2 separate regions of the Homo sapiens genome follow, and region 2 is linked to region 1. A link is a loop called in an ENCODE intact Hi-C map of the cell type or tissue named here. Cell type or tissue: natural killer cell. All regions are shown on one strand. Links, peaks and the distances in the headings refer to the core of each region. The heading gives the core; the rest is flanking DNA.

The links. A loop is a pair of places that touch in the nucleus more often than their neighbours do. Peaks named below come from ENCODE experiments on the same cell type or tissue, not always from the same donor. Only the 100,000 strongest peaks of a DNase experiment are listed, where the experiment ranks them.
Region 2: it touches region 1 in a loop (7-fold over the local background); 3 of 110 quality-filtered maps call a loop at or near these places.

The regions. Positions count from the first base shown.
Region 1 is chr3:139,110,584-139,113,498 of GRCh38, forward strand. The region is part of intron 2 of BPESC1 (blepharophimosis, epicanthus inversus and ptosis candidate 1); the gene reads left to right. Among named protein-coding and RNA genes, the nearest start is that of BPESC1, 7.9 kb to the left of the region's middle. In natural killer cell, for the core only: a CTCF peak has its summit at 1,466 (motif pointing right); a DNase peak (open chromatin) is centred at 1,428.
Region 2 is chr3:140,862,628-140,865,542 of GRCh38, forward strand. No RefSeq gene overlaps it. Among named protein-coding and RNA genes, the nearest start is that of SLC25A36, 78 kb to the right of the region's middle. RefSeq lists an enhancer at 1,231-1,280. In natural killer cell, for the core only: CTCF peaks have their summits at 1,307 (motif pointing left) and 1,511; a DNase peak (open chromatin) is centred at 1,264.

The DNA of each region.
Region 1 (2,915 bases), core at 165-2,664:
AATGGGCAGGGTTTCATTTCCTCTGCAAGCAGGCAGCGTGGCTGGACACTGTATTCTGGAGCCTGGGGTGTCATCATCCTCAGGCTGCAGAATCAGCAACACTGTTCCATCTCCTCCTGTTCAGCCACAGCAGCCTCCTGGCTTCCAGGGCCTCCTTGTCCCTTGGCTTCCTTACAGAAGCCCTCTGTGTACAGCTAGTCTCCCAGACCCCTGGGAAAAGTCTCCTTTGCTGAGGAGGGATTAGTAATGCTCTTCCTCCTCTTAAAGTCCTCTGCCATGATCAGTGATAGTATTTCTGCTCTGTTACACTGGCTGGAAACATTTGAACCTGAAAGCATTAAGTTCTTTTTTTCCTTTTTTTTTTTTGAGATAGGATCTCACTCTGTCACCCAGGCTGGAGTGCAGTGGCACGATCTCAACTCACTGCAACCTCCACTTCCTGGGCTCAAGTGATTCTCCCACCTCACCCTCCTAAGTAGCTGGAAATACAGGTGTGCATCACCATGCCCAGCTTGAATTTTTTTTGTAGAGATGAGGTTTTGCCATGTTGCCCAGGCTGGTCTCAAGCTCCTGAGCTCAAAGTGATCCTCCTGCCTTGGCCTTCCAAAGTGCTGGGATTACAGGTGTGAGCCACTGCGCCCAGCCTGAAAGCATTAAGCTCTGACAGATCTTCCCATAGTCTCTAAAAGGCAAGGAGGGGTTCTCCTGCTTGGGATCCTATGTTGTATTTAATTATTTAAAAGGATGTGGTCTTACCCCACCCATGTAAGAGGGATGGGGCAGAGTTCCCAGTGTTGAGGGAGAGGGACTGTCTGGGTTTTCCATCCCCTGTAGGGTTGAGAACTATCCTGGCCTCTAGCAAATAGCCTTCCTGACCATCTTAGAGCTGTGAACCTCCTTGGTGCTGCTGGGATTTTTCAGGCATCACAGCCAGAGACCTTCTGGAAAAGGCTGTTTAATCTTCACAGCAACCTAGTCACAAAGACATTCTCCCATTTCACAGAAGAGTAAACTGAGGTTCGGATGTAGGAAACTACAAAACTGGGGAATAGCTGAGCTAGAATCTGGCTAGAGTCCTCCCCATGTTTCCTGGAAATGTGTGACTGAGTCAGAGACCATATGCTGGGGTAGAAGGGGCTGTAGCAGGACCCCAGGGGGCCAGAATTTCACAGGGCTGAAGGCAGAGAGCAGGGATTTGGGGATGTGTTGTAGATAGAGGGATGGTGGTGGTTGGGCCAGTTAGCCTTGTGTACAGGTGCGAATTGAGGGGGGCAGTGAGACATCCCAAGGTAGACAGAGTCTCCCGTTATTGCTTATTTTGTATTTTTCTTCACAAGAAGCAGCCACAACTTTCACATCTCTGGATCTTAAGACCATCTCCCTGGGGCTCGCGGAGGAAACCTGTGAGGGCAGGACAGACCCCGGCTCCCACTAGATGGCACTGTTGCAGGACGTTTTCACCCCGGAGCTCTTCTCCGGGTGTGTGTGTGTGTGCACGCGTGAATACCTGAGCTGGACAGAGAGCGTGGGTGTGGTGTGCGTGTGTGTGTTGGGCAGCCCTGGGGTGGGTCTGGCAATGCCCTGGCCCACACTTTGTGCCTCCACTTCTCTGGAATTTTTCCTTAGGACAGAAGTTTCTGCTTCTGAGACATCTTCCAAGGCTTCTGTGGGTCCTGGGTTGTGGGCACCAGATGCCAGGGAGTTATGGAGTGACCAGGACAGGTCCAGCTTGCCTGATGGTCCAGACATCTGTGGGAGACGAGTGAGTCCTGAAATCCAGCCTCAGAGACACTGCAGAGCCCCAGCAGGCCCCACACCTGGGTGGGGCAGTATTGGAGGATCCTGATGAGGACAAGCTTTTAGGGTCTTGAATGTTTCTAATACAAATAGTTGTATTTATTTGTACTGGTTGATTGGTAGTAGCTACTGGAGTGCTCTGTAGAGAAAGCTTCTGAGGCTGGGTCTGTCTTAGAAGGAAAGAATGCTGTTGTCAACCAGTGATGTCTGCCAGAGGCTTGGGACAAGAGTAACACCCATGATATAGATTTCTTCCTTATGTAAGTGATAACTTATATATGAGGATGAACCAGTATGTCAGAGAATCCTAGATATTTAGGACGTTAGAAATTATCCAACTCTATCCAACTCACTCATTTATTTCATAACTGGAGACATTGAAGCACAAATAGGCAAAATGAGTTGCCCAAGCCCACCTGGGTAGTAGCAGAGAGAAGAGTAGAAGGCAGGTTCTTGACCACCTTCTGGACACACCCTGCCTGTGTCCTTCTGGACACACCCTGCCTCTCCAGTTGGTCCAGTTCCATGTTCAGACAATGTCCTAAATACCAGATTAACTTATTTTATCTGTTGTTTGGGAGTCTTTACACATGGTTGCCAAGAGAAAGCCTCAAGTGAAGAACTGTTTGTGTTTTTATTGTGTCCCCAGAAGATTCTGGCTAGGGCAGATTTGTAAGGCTGAAGCTTGGAGAATAAATCTTAAGAGAGAAGAAAGGAAAGAAACTGGGCTCTGGATATTTGGGAGAATACAAGAACAGAGACATGGAATAGATGTGGTTAAGGGTGGCAGCTCCAGTTAAGTCCAAAGAAGCAGGCTGAGCAGACCAGGAAGGTCTGGGTTAGAGGTAAGGAAGCCTTTCCTGAGGGTGCAGGGAGCTGCCTCTGGCATGGGCGGCCTCACAATCCCTTCTGCACAAGTGGACCCAGTGGGAACCTGCAGAGCCCTGCTGAGTAGAGGAGTTCTTAGGAGTTGGAGCCAGGAGCTGCAGGTTCCAGCTCATCTCACACAAAGTGTGTCATGGGCTGTGCCTGTGCTTCACTTTCCTTCCTGGTGCATGGGGTTAGCCACCTGCTACTGCATGATGCAGTGAGAGTCAAAGGAGATAACGGTGGTCAGT
Region 2 (2,915 bases), core at 272-2,771, 1.8 Mb after region 1:
AAAAAGTCAAAAAATAACAGATTCTTGCAAGGTTTTGGAGAAAAAGGAACACTTATACACTGTTCATGGGAGTGTAAATTAGTTCAAACATTGTGGAAGACAGGGTGGCGATTCTTCAAAGACCTAAAGACAGAAATATCATTCGACCCAACAATGCCATTACTGGGTATATACCCAAAGGAATATAAATCATTCTATTATAAAGACACATGCATGTGTATGTTCGTTGCAGGACTATTCACAATAACAAAGACATGTAATCAACCTAAATGCCCATCAATGAGAGACTGGATAAAGAAAATGTGGTACATACACACCATGGAATACTATGCAGCCGTAAAAGAGAATGAGATCATGTCCTTTGCAGGGACATGGATGGAGCTGGAGGCCATTATCCTAAGAAAACTAACACAGGAAGAGAAAACAAAATACCACATGTTCTCACTTATAAGTGGGAGCTAAATGATGAGAAAACTTGGACACGTAGAAGAGAACAACACACACTGGGACCTATCGGAAGGTGGAAGGTGGGAGGAGGGAGAAAATCAGGAAAAATAACTAATGGGTACTAGGCTGAATACATGGGTGATAAAATAATCTGTACAACAAACCCCCATGACACCCACTTACGTATGTAACATGTACCCCTGAACTTAAAAGAAAAGTTAAAAATAAATTAATTAATTAATTAATTACCAAGCCTCAGGCATTTCTTTATAGCAATGCAAAAATGGCCTAACACAGAAAGGACACAGTCCCTGCCCTCAAGGGGAATGTCTAGTAGGAAGGCAGTCAAGCAAAAAAGAGTAGGACCCCAGGACCACCAGTGCTCTAACAGGGACACACACAGAGAAAGGGCCCCACACAGCCTGGCAGGGGGGCAGTGGCAGGGTGGGCTCCTCATAGGTGACCTTTTAGCTGAGTCCCCAAGGATGAAAAAGAATAGCCAGATGGGGGAGTGGATAAGGGGTTGTCCAGGCAGAGGGGCCAGCAGGGACAAAGCAATGGGTGTGTGGGAGAGTGTGGAGAGGAGAGGGGAATTAAGTCACCTGAGAAGATTAGTGGCAGGAAGTGAGACAGGGCTAGGGTGTAGGGACTTTGTCCTGAGGACTTTAAGAAACCGGAATGAGCCCCCAGGGAGCAGAAGTGGAGGGCCTAGTAGCCCAGAAATCACAAAATGAAGCCAGACACCCAACCTGCGAAGGACACAGTGGCAAGTCCCATTCCGTCCTCTGGAAAGCGCCGAGATTGGTATCCTGAATTATTGGTTTTGTGTCGCCACCTGCTGGCAAATTTTAAATTTGGTTCAATCAAATATTCAAAGAGAGAAACTTAAAAAAAAAAAAAAACAGAATAATTGCAGGCAACTTCCTTGAAGTTACAAAAGACCAAGTTAGAGTAAAACTTATTATAAAAAGAATATTATTTGAATTTAATTCAATAACAGGAGAGGAAAGCCTCACCTGAGATTACTGGGTTCAAAACCAAGCTCTACTACTTACCTGGTAAAATCACTTCACTTATCTTACCTTGACGTCCATAAAGTGAGATAATATTTTCTCAACTCACAGTTGTTGAGGGGAATAAAAGACATCAAGTGTGTAAAGAGCCTGGCACGTGGTGGAAATCCAACAGGATTTGGGGTTAGGGTGGTGGAAAACCGGCTTTGCACATGACCTATGGCCACCTCCTGCAACTCCTCCACTTCCTGTACTGGAAAGCTTCACTTAATCCTTTAGGTCTGAGACCTCAGGGAATGACATAGCCCCACACATGAACCACAGGCCAGGACAACTCCCTGCTCCCTTTTCCACTTTCTTACAGACCCCAGGAACTGAGGTGTCCCTTTCTGTGTTTCATGACCTGAACACTTGACCTGGCTGCCGTATGGGCAAAGGTTTTTCCATCATGCCTCTTCCCAAACCTCCTGTGAAGCCTGCTGATACCTGACTAGTTGATAATCCTAGAAAAACAGACAGGGAGCAGCAGAAAAGACAGATGGGGGAATGAATAACTAAGCTGAAGAAATCTTTTGTGTGTGTGTGGGTTCATACTACAGGTATATGTGTGTATGTATGTATCTCATGGGTTACATGAGATATTTTGATATAGGCAAATAATACAGGCATTTATTTTTTGTGTTACAATCTAATTATATTCTTTTAGTTATTTTTACATGTCCAATAAATGATTGTTGACTGTAGTCACCCCGTCGTGCTATTAAATACTATATCTTACTCATTCTAGCTATATTTTTGCACTCATTAACCATCCCCATTACCCTTCCCACTAGCCTTCTCAACCTCTTGTAACCTACCTTTTACTCTCTATTTCCATGAGTTCAATTGCTTTAATTTTTAGCTTCCACAAATAAGTGAGAACATGCAAAGTTTGTCTTTCTTTGCCTGGTTTGTATCACTTAACATAATGACCTTAGTTCCATCCATGTTGTTGCTAATGACAGGATCTTATTCTTTTTTATGGCTGAATAGTACTCCATTGTGTGTATGTACCACTTTTTCTTTAGTCATTCATCTGTTGATAGACACTTAGGATGCCTCCAAATCTTGGCTATTGTGAATAGTGCTGCAACAAAATGAGAATGCAGATATCCCTTTGATACACTGATTTCCTTTCCTTTGGGTATATACCTAGCAGTGGGATTGCTGGATCATATGGTAGCTCTATTTTTAGTTTTCTGAGGAATCTCCAAACTGTTCTCCCTAGTGGCTGCACTAATTTACATTCCCACCATCAGTTTATAAGGGTTCCCTTTTCTCCACATCTTCACCAGCAAGTGTTATTGCCGGTCTTTTGGAAAAAGGCCATTTTAACTGGGGTAAGATGATATCTCATTGTAGTTTTGATTTGCATTTCTCTGATAATTAGCGATGTTGAGCAACTTTACATATACC